3 separate regions of the Mus musculus genome follow, and regions 1 and 3 are each linked to region 2. A link is a contact called in ENCODE Hi-C or POLR2A ChIA-PET data. All regions are on one chromosome and are shown on one strand. The core of a region is the stretch at or near the end of the contact, and the rest is flanking DNA. Distances in the headings are between cores, read along the strand shown.

The links. A loop is a pair of places that touch in the nucleus more often than their neighbours do. ChIA-PET counts read pairs that join two places held with the same protein, here RNA polymerase II (POLR2A).
Region 1: POLR2A ChIA-PET joins it to region 2 with 41 read pairs in Patski. The contact joins the promoter of Hes1 here to the enhancer-like site in region 2. A Hi-C loop is called at or near these places in 1 of 37 maps with a recorded cell type or tissue (heart). POLR2A ChIA-PET finds 5 or more read pairs at or near these places in 4 of 5 experiments (Patski and embryonic stem cell).
Region 3: a map of T-helper 17 cell shows a loop between it and region 2 (2.3-fold over the local background). The contact joins the promoter of 9030404E10Rik here to the enhancer-like site in region 2. A Hi-C loop is called at or near these places in 1 of 37 maps with a recorded cell type or tissue (T-helper 17 cell).

What each region holds. Positions count from the first base shown.
Region 1 is chr16:30,063,149-30,067,957 of GRCm38, forward strand. It overlaps Hes1 (hes family bHLH transcription factor 1), which reads left to right and starts at 2,209. Exons shown (of 4, transcript NM_008235.2): 1 at 2,209-2,550; 2 at 2,683-2,778; 3 at 3,015-3,102; 4 at 3,724-4,648. The coding sequence starts at 2,443. The coding sequence ends at 4,280. Gm32998 (a long non-coding RNA gene) reads right to left here. Exons shown (of 3, transcript XR_876001.2): 3 at 4,715-4,809.
Region 2 is chr16:30,100,986-30,105,631 of GRCm38, forward strand. No RefSeq gene overlaps it. Among named protein-coding and RNA genes, the nearest start is that of Gm32998, 33 kb to the left of the region's middle. Within about 2 kb of position 2,171, at least 1 of the 3 ENCODE cell types and tissues checked has a DNase peak (open chromatin) inside an H3K27ac peak, as active enhancers do; it is heart, where a contact is called at or near this core.
Region 3 is chr16:30,037,815-30,042,146 of GRCm38, forward strand. 9030404E10Rik (RIKEN cDNA 9030404E10 gene) reads right to left here and starts at 1,665. Exons shown (of 4, transcript NR_045878.1): 1 at 1,467-1,665; 2 at 673-813.

The sequences.
Region 1 (4,809 bases), core at 959-3,458, 38 kb before region 2:
TGGCGTTCCATCACAAAGGGGGGTGGGGGGGGCTTGCCCAAGGTCATGCAGTCAAGGAAGCACCACCTCGTCCGGGACCAGAGCTGGAGAAATCTTTCACATGATCTCAGTGGGAGGTTGGGGGAGGGGACGAAGGGACGAGCCGGTGCGCCTTGTGTGCCAGGCCTCCCGGACGCGGGAAAGACTGGGGGCGGGGATCAAACAACGCGCTGGGATCCCGAGCTGCCCCGAGTTCACGGCGGCGGGAAAACTGAGGGGTCTGGGGCACCCGGGTGGAGGCCAGGGCAGGCAGGAGGGAGGCAGGCAGCCGCCCGGGCAGTGCGCACCGCCCGCGCCGCGCGGCAAATCCCCCAGGGAGGCCGCCGCCAGAGCCCTGGCGCTCCCGGCCCGGCGCCCGCCACGTGGCACCCGGCGGCGGCGGCGACTCCCGGCGCGCAGCCCCGGCCAGCCGGCAGCACGCAGCCGCCCGTCTCTTCCCAGCCGTCCGCCGGCAGCCTCCTGGACGCAGCGAGGGACCCGGGGAAGGGGCGGGCGGCAGCGAAGCCGCTGGAACCGCAAGCCGCCGAGCGGAGGCAGGAGGCTGACCCGGCCGCTTCCTAAGTGCGGTCAGGCATCTCGTGACCGCGGCGGGCGCCCGGACCCCTCCCCCGCCGCAGTCACCCGGGTGGTTTCGGCCACGCTCAGATCCCCAAGCCCGGAGTCCCGGCGGGCTGGGGGTGGGGGGTGGCGATGGGGGGTGGGGACGGGGAAGGGGGCCCACGAATTCCCCGATCGCCACCCTTGGGCGTGCGCTCCCTGCCCGGAAGGATTGACCTTGGCCGGGGCGGGGGAAGGGAGGCCAGCGCGGGGGCTCAGCTTTCGGGCCGCCGCCCCCGCGGATTCCTGGCTCGCCCGGGCCGGAGGAGGGGGCCCCGGACACACGGACGCACGCACACACCCCACACGCAGCGCGCGCCAATGAGCCCTGGCCAGGCGCAGGGGGCGGGGTTTTCCCAGGCTCGAGCACAGCAGCTGCTATTTACCTTCTTGGCTTCTCCCGGGGACCAGAGGCGGCCCCCGCTCCCTCCCGGCCGGCCGCCGCCGGCCCCCGCCTCCCTGCCCCCGGGGCGCGCGCACACACACTCACACACGCACGCACACACACACATCCTCTGGGCCCCGGCCGCAGCCGCGGCGGCAATAAAACATCCTGGCACGTGCTCCGACTCCAGGCGCGCCCTCGCCGGCCGGCTGATGTCAAACTGCAGCTCGGCTGGTGGAGCTCTTAAAGGGCTCGCGCGCGGGGCGCCGAGGCCGCCTTGGCCGCCCGCGGGGTGAGGAGGGGAGAGCCCCGACTCCCTTGCCCGCCGTCTATCCGTATTGCCAACTGGGAGCCTGCGGGGAGAAAGGTAGAGAGAGTGGCGGAGGAACGAGCGCGCCCCTCCTGTCGCATTGCTATCAAAGCCCCCCTTGTTCATTTTTTTTTTCGTTTGAAATTCCATTTCCTTTCTGCCCAGTAGGAAATTATTCTGATTGTTTTCTGGAGAAGCGTGAGGTCCAAGGTTGCAATTCCAAGAGAGGAATGAATGGGCTAGAGGGAGACAAGCATCCAAAAGACACCTTGCTCCGAAAACCCTGGCTGTGAAGGCATTTGGGGGGACGGTAAGGGCATGTTTAGCGTGTGGGGTTTAGTATCTCCCCAACCTCATGAGCAGTTTTGACTCCCCTAAACATACAGAGTTCGAGCGGGAATTCCGGAAGACATTAGAGTAACACATCCTCTTTACCTTGTTCCCTCCTTTTTTCAATCACTAAATTTTGTCTTGGCCTATATCTGTTCAAAATATTTTTCAAATGAACTTATTATACAAAGTAGTTATATTGCATGCAGCAAGAACAATAAAAACCAAAGGCCTGGCCACAAAAGAAATAGACTAGACTAAAACTAAGCAAAGCCCAGAGGAAAGAGTTAGCAAAGGGTTAAAATCCTTTTGATTGACGTTGTAGCCTCCGGTGCCCCGGGCTCAGGCGCGCGCCATTGGCCGCCAGACCTTGTGCCTAGCGGCCAATGGGGGGGCGCAGTCCACGAGCGGTGCCGCGTGTCTCTTCCTCCCATTGGCTGAAAGTTACTGTGGGAAAGAAAGTTTGGGAAGTTTCACACGAGCCGTTCGCGTGCAGTCCCAGATATATATAGAGGCCGCCAGGGCCTGCGGATCACACAGGATCTGGAGCTGGTGCTGATAACAGCGGAATCCCCTGTCTACCTCTCTCCTTGGTCCTGGAATAGTGCTACCGATCACTAAGTAGCCCTAAGACATAATAAACCTTCAACTGCTCAGTAGTTTTTCTTATGAAAGTCAAGTAAAAGGACGTAAGCAAAAAAAAATTATTTTTTTTTTGCGTGAAGGATTCCAAAAATAAAATTCTCTGGGGACTGAGAAGAAAAAAAAAAAAAAAACGAAAATGCCAGCTGATATAATGGAGAAAAATTCCTCCTCCCCGGTGGCTGCTACCCCAGCCAGTGTCAACACGACACCGGACAAACCAAAGACGGCCTCTGAGCACAGAAAGGTAAGACAGTACCTGCGTCTAGAAATTAAGTGGGTTGTGCACAGCGGGACTCCTTTTACTTTTCTCTTAAAACCTCGGGGTGAAATGGCAGATCCCGTGGGAACTCAGGACCTCTTTTCTCCCCCTTTGCAGTCATCAAAGCCTATCATGGAGAAGAGGCGAAGGGCAAGAATAAATGAAAGTCTAAGCCAACTGAAAACACTGATTTTGGATGCACTTAAGAAAGATGTAAGTGAGCAATGCTTTTTTTTATTTTTAATTACGAATGGAATGGCATTTCCCAGGCACAAAGAACTAAGCTCTTAGCCTGCTGCATGTGGATCTTACCCCGCCAGCACTACGTTCCCACTGGCGGGAGAGAGGCCGCCGGGCCCTGGGATGTGGGACATGCGGGCGGGGACCTTCAGAACTCGGAGGCAGCTGACAAGGAGGACTGACTTTCATCCCTTGTTTTTTCTGCGCAGAGCTCCCGGCATTCCAAGCTAGAGAAGGCAGACATTCTGGAAATGACTGTGAAGCACCTCCGGAACCTGCAGCGGGCGCAGATGACCGGTAAGGACCGCGCGTGCGTCCCCTCTCTGCGGGTGTCCCTCTCGGCCCGCGGTGATTTCTTCCAGACTTCCGCCCGCGGTTGTGAGAGGCATTCAGCTACATTTTACTGCCTTGGCTCACTCCGCGTTCCCACGGTCTGGGTCTTATTTATAGCCACAGCTCCCAAGTTGTTACTGCTCCGGAAATGGAGGGAGAGGCTGTAGCCGAGAAGGGTGGTGGGCAGCTTGGCTGTGGTAGAAGCCGGTGAGGGCGAAAGGACGTAAGACTGAGGAAGTTTGGGGCTGGATAGAAGGTAGGGGTCAGTGGTTTAGCACCGGTCCAACCCCTGCCGCAGGAGGGGAAGTGGGGTTTGGAAGGCGCCTTGGGTGGCATTGTCCAAGGTCAGGTCGCGCGCGGGACTAGGGGTGGCAGATCTGGAGCTGAGATCGGTTTAGATGGAGGGAGTGTCCTGGCTTATGTCCCCAACCTAGGGAGAAGGAGCTGGCTGTTCTTAGCCTACCCAACCCTCCCAACCCCAGGTGGTTCCGGAGGCGCGCTGCGGGGACCTCCCAGGGCGGGAGGCTGTATGGCTCCGGGGCCAGGGCTTTTCGGTGACCCATCTTTTCTCCTTCTGGCCTGCAGCCGCGCTCAGCACAGACCCGAGCGTGTTGGGGAAATACCGCGCCGGCTTCAGCGAGTGCATGAACGAGGTGACCCGCTTCCTGTCCACGTGTGAGGGCGTTAACACCGAGGTGCGCACTCGGCTGCTGGGCCACCTGGCCAACTGCATGACCCAGATCAACGCCATGACCTACCCCGGGCAGGCGCACCCCGCCTTGCAGGCGCCGCCGCCGCCGCCCCCGTCAGGACCTGCCGGTCCCCAGCACGCGCCATTCGCGCCGCCGCCGCCGCCGCTTGTGCCCATCCCCGGGGGCGCGGCGCCCCCTCCCGGCAGCGCACCCTGCAAGTTGGGCAGCCAGGCTGGAGAGGCTGCCAAGGTTTTTGGCGGCTTCCAAGTGGTGCCGGCTCCTGACGGCCAATTTGCCTTTCTCATCCCCAACGGGGCCTTCGCTCACAGCGGCCCGGTCATCCCGGTCTACACCAGCAACAGTGGGACCTCGGTGGGTCCTAACGCAGTGTCACCTTCCAGTGGCTCCTCGCTCACTTCGGACTCCATGTGGAGACCGTGGCGGAACTGAGAGCCTCAGGCCACTGCTACCCGTAAAGTCCCTAGCCCACCTCTCTCTTCTGACGGACACTAAAAACGAACTTGGATTTTAGGAGAGACTTTTATAATTTGGTGGTTATTTTGTTGCTTTTTTTAATTCTAAAAAGTTACTTTTTGTAGAGAGCTGTATTAAGTGACTGACCATGCACTGCATTTGTATATATTTTATATGTTCATATTGGATTGCGCCTTTGTATTATAAAAGTTGAGATGACATTTCGTTTTTTACACGAGATTTCTTTTTTTATGTGATGCCAAAGATGTTTGAAAATGCTCTTAAAATATCTTCCTTTGGGGAAGTTTATTTGAGAAAATATAATAAAAGAGTGAAGGCTTTTATGTCTTAGAACTGATTATTTCAAAATTTGTAAAAAAAAAAAAGTGGTGGGGCTTGAAATTCATGTAGTTTGGCAATTCAGAAATAGGATGTATTTTTTAAAGTTTTAAACAGGAACCATCAAACCTTTCAGCAACACTCAATGATCTAAGAAGACCTAATT
Region 2 (4,646 bases), core at 921-3,420:
GAAAAGAACCTATCCAAGCTACAGCATCGTGGGTCCATGAGATACTATGTAGCAATTTTAGTGAAGTCCTTTACAAAGAGCCTCCAATTACAAAGAGCAGAGGAAGTCATTGTAAAGTCCAGAGGTAGGGAATTTCTGGTTATCTTAGATGAGCCTTGACTCGGTTTCTCGGCTCTCCACAGCTATAATCTGTGGTGCCCAGTACTGGTAGGCCTCACAGTGATGCAGCACAGATCCGAGGGAGGGGAGGAGGGGTCTCCTGTCCCTGCAGCCATCCACACACATCCTGAACTTTGTTGTTGCTGGAGCCATCCTGAAGGAACTTCTGAGGTTTGTGCCATCCAGGACCCACCCTTAGAGCTGGCTCGATGTCACCGAGCCAAGGCCAAGGGTGTTCTCCAAATGGCAGGGAGCTGAAATGAGGGAATAGGAAAAATGTGACAGCTTCATGAGTAGAGGCCGTGCAAGCCTGAGGACCTGAGTTCAATCCCTGGACCCACATAAAACATAGGAGGAGAAAACTAAATGCACAGAATTGTCCTCTGATTGCCACAGCACCATGGCACATGCCCCTGCCCATACCCAATAACACATGCAGTCTTTTGTACATATATGTGTGTATATGTATATATATATGTACACACACATATGTATTCGAGTATATATATATACATATATATATATATACATATATATATATGTATATATATATATATATACTCGAATGAATGTTTTGTTAGGATTCCTGGCTAAAGGGAAAAGGTGGAAGAAAGACAGCAGGACTGGAGAGTTTAGATCGAACTCCACTAACAGTGATTTACTGTCACCTGAATCTTTTCAGCTGTAATGGCCAATCTTGGACAAACACAACCTGGACAAGACAAAGGACTTGGAGACCACAGCACTTGAAGAAGGCAGCTGAGCAAGGGACAGAGGCTCTGTGTGTTGAGGATGCTTTCTGTGCGTGAATGTGCAGGTGGTCACCAGGAGCTATAGAATCTCCGTGAGTTCTGAGGCTACTGCGTTCCTTGCCCATGGGACCATTCCTAAGCCCTGGACTGAGGATCAGATGAAATCCATAGATTCTCAAGGTGCTTTCTTCCAAGAACACAGCCTCTGCCACTGCTAGGAAAGTGTCTCCGTTGTCTGGTGAGCTAGAGGCAGGTTGTGGGAGTAGCCCAGCATCAAGATTCAGGAGTTTCATGCCATTCCTTTGGGAAGATCACAGCCTCTTCCCAGACCTTAGGCTTTACTTCTGTAAATGAGGAGACACCCAGACAGGCGAGCTTCCCAGGGTTCTGCAGCCACATCCTATTATTCTCTAAGGACAGGGGTGACCCTGGAGTCCTGACTGCACAGTAAAGGATGCCCTCCCACCCCACCCCCGGCTGGTGCTGATGTGCTCAGCCCTGCGGAGTCACCATCACTGGGCTTAAATGACCTCCGATGTCCTTTCTGGCCCAGAGACACTTGAAAAGATTGCTATAAATTACATCAGAGTCTCTTGAGGATGGAGCTTTCTTTCGAATGATATGGAAAAAGAGGGCAAAGCAACTCAAATGTAAGAACCTGTTCCAAAATGCAACCCTTACAGCGGGAAATACAATCCACATAAACTGCCCGACTTGAGAAGGCGAATTCTTTTCCTTTCATTTCCCTTTAAGTCCAACTCCTTGCATATCTACAGGAAAGGGTAAGAGGGCCAGGGAGGGAGGGAGGGAGGGAGGGGAGTTCCTCTCCCCTGAGATGTACTAAAGTGATTTATTGTGTAGGTCACAGCTGCCCCTGTTTGGGCCTGTTATCGTTCGTTAAGCTCCACTAAGCTTAGGTATTACAGATTCCTTCTCTGGAACATTAGTGCTGAAGGAAAGAAGAGAAAGAGGAAGGAGGGGGAGGAAGAGGAGGAGGAGAGAGAGGAGGGAGATGAGGAGGAGGAGGAGGGAGAGGAGGAGGAGGGAGAGGAGGAGGAGGAGGAAGCTGTTTTTTTTTTTTTTTTTTTTTTTAATTTAAACTATAGCGCTACTGCCAGCCTAATCGAAATCCTGGGACAAACAGTTGCTTCCTTTTCTATTGAAGCTGCTGGTCTTCTCTACCCCATTGCTCAGTGTTTGCTTATGGCAGTGAAGTAGAAAATTGTCATGTCTGTAACTGTGGCTGGTTTGCTGATTGTGTGACCACCTGGTTGGCAGGATGCAGGACAAAGGACAGTAAATCCCCCTGGGAGGCTGGAGGAGGAAGAGGAGGAGGAGGGGAAGTTGGGGTGGCTTTTGTTTGTTTGTTGTTGTGCAAAGGATCATGGGAAGTTGTAATCATTCTAATTGGGATGGTGGAGCACGAGTTCACACTTGAAATGCCCTGACACTGAGGAATTTCTCAATAAACAACTTCATACTTGATTGGCGAGGTCTGAAGCTGGAAGTGCAGTTTCCAGATGTTTTCCAAAAGCCCCCCCCGCCCCCGCCCCCGCCTCGAGTTCCCGGGTCCACACACTGCCTCAAGACATCGCTCTGGTCTGCAGAGACACACAGCTGTTTTAGCCAAATATTATTTTCTTTTAATTTTATAAAACGCCACATTCAACGTGAACCTTTCATCCCGAGAGACCCTATGATGTTCAAAGGATTCAGACTTACCAGCCCCACCCCCGGCCTTCTGGAGTCATATGCAGCAGAAAATATTTAGCATCTGTACTGCACTACCACCCAAACGCTCTAAATTGAAGGAAGATGTATTTCTTACACTAAATTACTGAAGGGATTTTCAGAAGAGGGCTCAGGTTCCTGGGCTGGGCCTGACATCACTGCAGGAAAATCCTTCTAATATACAAAGCACGAGGGAATAAGGCTCCCTCATACAAGCCCTTCCCTTTCATCTTGCCTTAGAGATGACATTACATTCTACCTTTTCCTAACACTCAACTGCTCTGAGATAGGTAGTTGATAATAATAATTAATAATTGTTATTAATAATAATAATACCTGACTTTAATCAGTGCTCAGTGAATATGATTCCCTTTCATCTTCACAGAAACCTTAGGGAGGGATATTATTAATACCCATTCCCATTTGTTAAAAAAAATTACAATTCATAGAGTATAGGAGCTGAGTCAAAGATCCATTAGCTTTGTGTGACCATTACCCACACTCCTTGTCACTCTACCCCACTTGTCACTGAAGAACATGTCACTACAGTGTCTTGTACTTTGTCCGGGTAGAGCTGTTAGATTTGAGCTGGAAGAGAGAGATGGATAACCCACACAGTCTGAACCCACTGCTTGGACTGTCCCGGCTTTATCCCAGGTGTGGGGAACAGAATTCCTTGGTGAATTCCAAGGTTCCAAAGTTCCTGGCCACTGCTGTGCACACACCTTCATCGAATTCAATAATATGAAGTCTGGGGGCATATATGAAAACACTGTAGATGCATAGACATTGACTTGGAAGTCAGCAGAGTGGGCCCAGACTTTACTAAAGGAACTCATAGAGAGAGGGGGAGAGAGGGGGAGGGGGAGGGGAGGGAGAGAGAAGCAATGTAAAGGTGCCTGCAGCTCCACATGTGACCTCTAGGTGAGACAATGAGGACCTGTACTGTGAAGGCGCTCTGGATGTGTATAGAAAGGGATGATTCAGCCTGTGGATATCTGAATCACAGCCTTTGGGGTCCCGAGGAGAGAGCCAGCCACACCGTGCCCATTAACAGGTAAGTTAACACAGACCTGATACTACAACCATCTCTTCCCAGAGGGCAGAGGGGCATGGCATAGCAGTGGGATGGCCACAGCAACCAGCAGAGTATGGTATGTCAGAGCTTGGGAAAGATCCAGATGAAGGGTGTAATGGTCCCCACACTTGAATAGTTTGTCTTGCATCTTTCACTGCTTGAAACATGTTTTGCTTTTAGCAGCAATGGTGGTGAATTGCTGACCACATTCAGATGGAAGCCCTTCCTGTATGTTGTTTTTGCCCAAGGGTATTATCCGTTTAGACCAGTGGTTCTCAACCTATGGGTCACAACTCCTTGAGGGTCACATATCAGATATCCAGCATATCAGCTATTTACATTACAATCCATAACTGTAACAAAATTACAGTTGAAGTAGTAATGAAAAATAATTTTGTGGTGGTGGTGGGGTCATCACAACATTAGGAACTGTTTTAAAGGGTCATAGTGTTGGGTAGGTTGAAGACCACTAGTTTAGAAGATTCTTGATGTAGAGGGAAAGGGGCATCATGGGGGTCAATGAAAAGATTGCCCAATATAGGCGGGTCAGCTGGAAGGTGAGTAAGTGGACTTTCTCAGGTCAAGTAAGCAAGGCCCACTAGAAGAACTTGTGTACTTAGCTAGGAGCCAGGGAGACCTGATGAACCTAGGTCCCTCTTCAGGCTATCCAAGTCGGACTGTGAACACCCTAAGACCCCTCGGGGAGCGGTGACCAACATGAGCACACCCTAGCCCTCCGTCTGGGCAATGGAGATCCCCTCTAATATCCCCTTACAATTTACTTTAAAAGTTCAGCAATCAAGTACACAGGCGAGCCAGACCACAAAACTCTCACTTGGCAAGAGATAGCCCCCTTTCTAAGACAGCTGGCTCCTTTGCATGTTTGAACAAACTGGCATTATCCATGAGAGCTAATGGTCTGAAGT
Region 3 (4,332 bases), core at 415-2,914, 64 kb before region 2:
TTACAGTGCTGTTTAGCAAATGTCCGTCAATTGAATGACCCACTAGCTGGATGAAATACCTTTGCAATGATAAACTGCTTCATTCCGGGCCTCAAAGCATCCCTCGTGTAGGAAAGAATAAATCTTCGTTTTCAGATGAAAATGAGCTACAGGCTCCCTCCTACCGGCTCCCTCATGCTCAGTGTGTCAAGTTTCAGTCCACAAAAGCCCTCCTTAGGCTTTAATGTGTCCACAGTTTTCCTGGAGAGCTTGGTAAGTAAGAGGCAGATTCCTACTTACCTAGAGTTAGGCCCAAGAGCTACACTTCTAGCAAATTCTCAGGGACCACCCATTTGCTGCTGAGGCAAGAACCTCCCTTCAGTTTAACTACCTAACAGGTGTCTGAGGAAAAAGAAAATGCTGGATTAGTTGGGGTATGTGGTTGCAGCTGGACCCTTTGGGACTGTAGCAAAGACAGGTGGACAGTAGTATGCTGATTTTACTGAAGGGGGAAACATGATCAGAAAGACTAAAATGACCTTTCCATGGCATCCATCCTTCTGACCTCAGTCCAGACGCATCCTGATTGTACTGCGATGCATGCTGGGAGATTCAGAGGGGAAGGCTCCAGGTCTTATCCTCAGAAAGATGCGGAGTGCAAAGCATGGGCAACCAGGGTCTACAAACACAAACCTGAATAGGAGAGGAGCCAGGAGTCCAGAGGTGAGCGAGCGTATGGCAGCCACCTCTCACAGAAAACTCGGCCGTGTCTTTCTTTTCTACCTATGGCCCAATTAGACTGGAGATGGGGGTCGTCTTTGATCAGCCTAGTCCCTTTAAAAGAAAGCAGGGAAAACGGTGGCTTTAGGATTTTTCTTTAAAGCCCTGAACCTCTTCAGTGGAAAGTGCTGCCCTTCCGACCTGTTGATGTAATTGCCGTAATTGAAGATTCCAGACCCCATGTGGGTGGACAGGGCCCCATTCATCCATCAGGTCAGCGAAGTGTAAACCTGCTGAGTCCTTCAGATGCCCTGGCCGCAGCCTCCCCCTCCTGCGCCCTCCTGTGCCCTCCTGCCCCCTCCTGCCCCCTCCTGCCCCCACGGACTAGGCTCCCCACAATGCCAGAGCAGCCGGGCCCAGGCTGGTTCCTCTCTAGATGTGGGAACAGTGCCTAATTAAGGGGTTTGTTCTCATCTCCATGGGGCCATCTTAACGCCTCCTGACAGTAATGAGAGACACACACACACACACACACACACACACGTGTGGAGCTGGGGGGGGCGGGGAGGGGGGGGAGAGGGAAGGATGGCTTCCCTGCCACCTTAGCACCCTGTTAAACAGCAAGCCTAACACACACACACACACACACACACACACACACACACACACACTGCAGTTCTGCAGTAATCACCATCAAACCTTTATAGCTACAAGGAGTCCTCTCCAGTTCTGAAAGAGGAAGGAGCCAGGGAGAAGAAATAACTTACCCAGAGGGCGCATAGCAAGTCACTGTCACTGGGTCCCAGGTGTTCTGCTGCACCTCACAGCACTGACTTCCTCATGGAGGGAGGGGCTCTGCACTGCAGTCCCAGGAGAGCCCATTAGAGGGTGGGGGAGGAGCAGACAGGCTCATTCTCTAGAGCCACCTTGTCAGAGGGCCATGCCCGTGTCAAAGCAGAATGGCCCTCCGTGGGCTGGTTCTGCAAAGGCACGTGACAAAACCAACCTCAGAATGGGCCACTCCCTGCAGCCGCGGGCCTCGCCTCATCCTCCTGCATCTTCTTTGCATTCCTGTCTAGCTTCCTACTCCTTCCCCTTTTCTCACAACCCCTTATTCTGACAGCCCACCCGCACCTAAACAAGTAGGGTTCTTTGCTTTGTTTTGTTTTTTTAGCTCTCGGCTTCTCCACTACGGTGTGCCCTCCAGCCAGCAGCACACACAATTTGCTCTCAGTTAACAGACATCCAGTATGATAAAAGTCTAGCTGATGCTCTCTCCAACCAATTCAAAGTCACATTAGTCCATTTTTCTGAACACAGTTCTTACAGAGAAGGCCGAGGGAAGACCTGTGTTCCAGGTAGGACAGACATGCTGAAATTAACATGGGCTAAATTTCAGATCGCCTGGCCTGCTAAAGACAGTGAGTCAGGTACAATGCCACTCTCCTGTGGTCCCAGCCATCCAGAAGGCCCTTCACAACTCTGTAGAGAGGACACTTGAGCTCCCTAGTGCATACCAGAGGAAGACTGGAATGAATTTCTCCCAGCTTTCTCCCCTTGAGAGTGGATTGTATTTACCCCACCACCACCACCCCCCTCCACCCCCCACCCTGCTGACTAAGGGGCTCTGGGAAGCAGTCACTGCCCTTGGTTCCTCTGGTGTCACCAGAATGGAGTGGTTCCTTATTGTCTGTTCCCTAGTGGATTCCTGGAATAAGTCACCTGCTCAGGGACTTGTCCCTCACTGGCCCTTCACTTCCACCACCAATCAGAATGGTCTCTTGCTGGTTGCTATTCACCAGGGTTTCTAGAAGCAGCCCTCTAATTCTATGTGTGCAGTTGTTTGAATAGGGAGACTCACAACTGCTGGGCAGAAGATCAGAGGCCTAAGACTCCTATGATACATGGGGGACACTGCACTCCCCGACTCAGCCGTTATTTGGAAGTTTGCTTTGTGATAGGTGAAGCCCACTCTCAGTCACTGTAATGAAGAACAGTAGCTATGGGATTCCTCGATTCCACAAGGCCAGGCAAGGCATGCGCCTCTGATGCTAAAGTGCAAATACGGCCAAAATGAAAAAGAGCAGCATCCCAGAACAGAACCAGTGACAGTTTAACAGCCAGAGCAGAACTCTCTGTACGTGGCCGGTTTCTGCAACAGCTTGTAATGGGCTGAGTACTGTGCCATCCACTGTGCGGGTACAGGACTGTGACTGTTCAGTGAGAGAGCCAGGATTTAGCATGTGTGAGGCCTTGGGTTTGCCCCCCCAACACAGAAAGGAAAGACCTGTGGCTTTCTGTTGACCCAATCAGATATTAAAAGTCTTAATTTGTTATTTCAACTGTGTTTAAAGAAATAATGGCGCCGGGCAGTGATGGCGCACGCCTTTAATCCCAGCACTTTGGAGGCAGAGGCAGGAGGATTTCTGAGTTCGAGGCCAGCCTGGTCTAGAGCGTGAGTGCCAGGACAGCCAGGGCTACACAGACAAACCCTGTCTCGAAAAAACAAAAAAGAAAAAAAAAAGAACGAAAGAAAGAAAGAAAGAAAGAAAGAAAGAAAGAAGGAAAGAGAGAAAGAAAAGAAATAATGGCAAATAATTTAGAATTGAGCATCTGTGTTCTATCATACTAAGAGAATACAAACCAATTTACCATTTAGGGGAAAATCCACAATATCTACATTGAGAGTCTTCGTGACATTCTTCATTTCCACTGACAATTGCATTTCTGCAAAGTCATCTCTTTGTTCTTTTCTCCAATTAATTAGTTTATTTGTTTTGTTTTGATACATCCTGATTGCAGTTTCACCTCCCTCCAGTCCTCTGAGCCCCACTTTCCCTCCCCTCTCCACTCCTCCTATCTGTTTCCCTTCAGAAAACGGCAAGCCTCCCAGGGATATCCTCGGAACACAGCATAACAAGATACAACTAGACACAAACCCTTAAATCAAGGCTGGGTGAAGCAATTCAGTAGAAGGGGAAGGGTCCCAAGAACAGACGAAAGAGTTTGAGACACCCCCACACCCACTGTTAGAGAGAGTCCCACAAAAACACTAAGCTTAAAAAACCATACTGTTAAAATCATCTTAAGGAAAAATGAAAGTTTTAAAAAGCCACATAACTCAAGTAAAGCAAGAAGACCACGGTACCTGAGTGATAATAGATCTACACATTCACATAAAGTTACAAGGATTTTATTTTTTCATCATGTTAAATGACAAACGCAGGTTATAAATGATCATATACGGAATGCGATCAAACTTGTAGGTAAGAAAAAAAGTAATGGGCTTTATCTACCTTCCCTTGATTTTTTTTCTCTCTTTAAAATTGTTATCTACTTCTCTGGGGGAGGGAGGCTGCGCCATGCACATGTGAGGAGATCTGAGGATAAGCTTCAGGAGTCTCTCCTTCCACAATGTGGGTCCCAGAGATCAAACCCAAGCTGTCTGAGACTCCTTGCTGCGCTTCCTGCATCTTTACCCTCTACCCTCTGAGTGGGCTTGCAGGCCTCCCTGTAATGAGTGTGCATTAGTTTGGGAGGAGAAATGAATTTTATTATTTTAATATATATATGTATAACCATTGTCTGGAAAACCAGTGCCCATCTGGGGGACCTTAGCAAGGACATTCTATT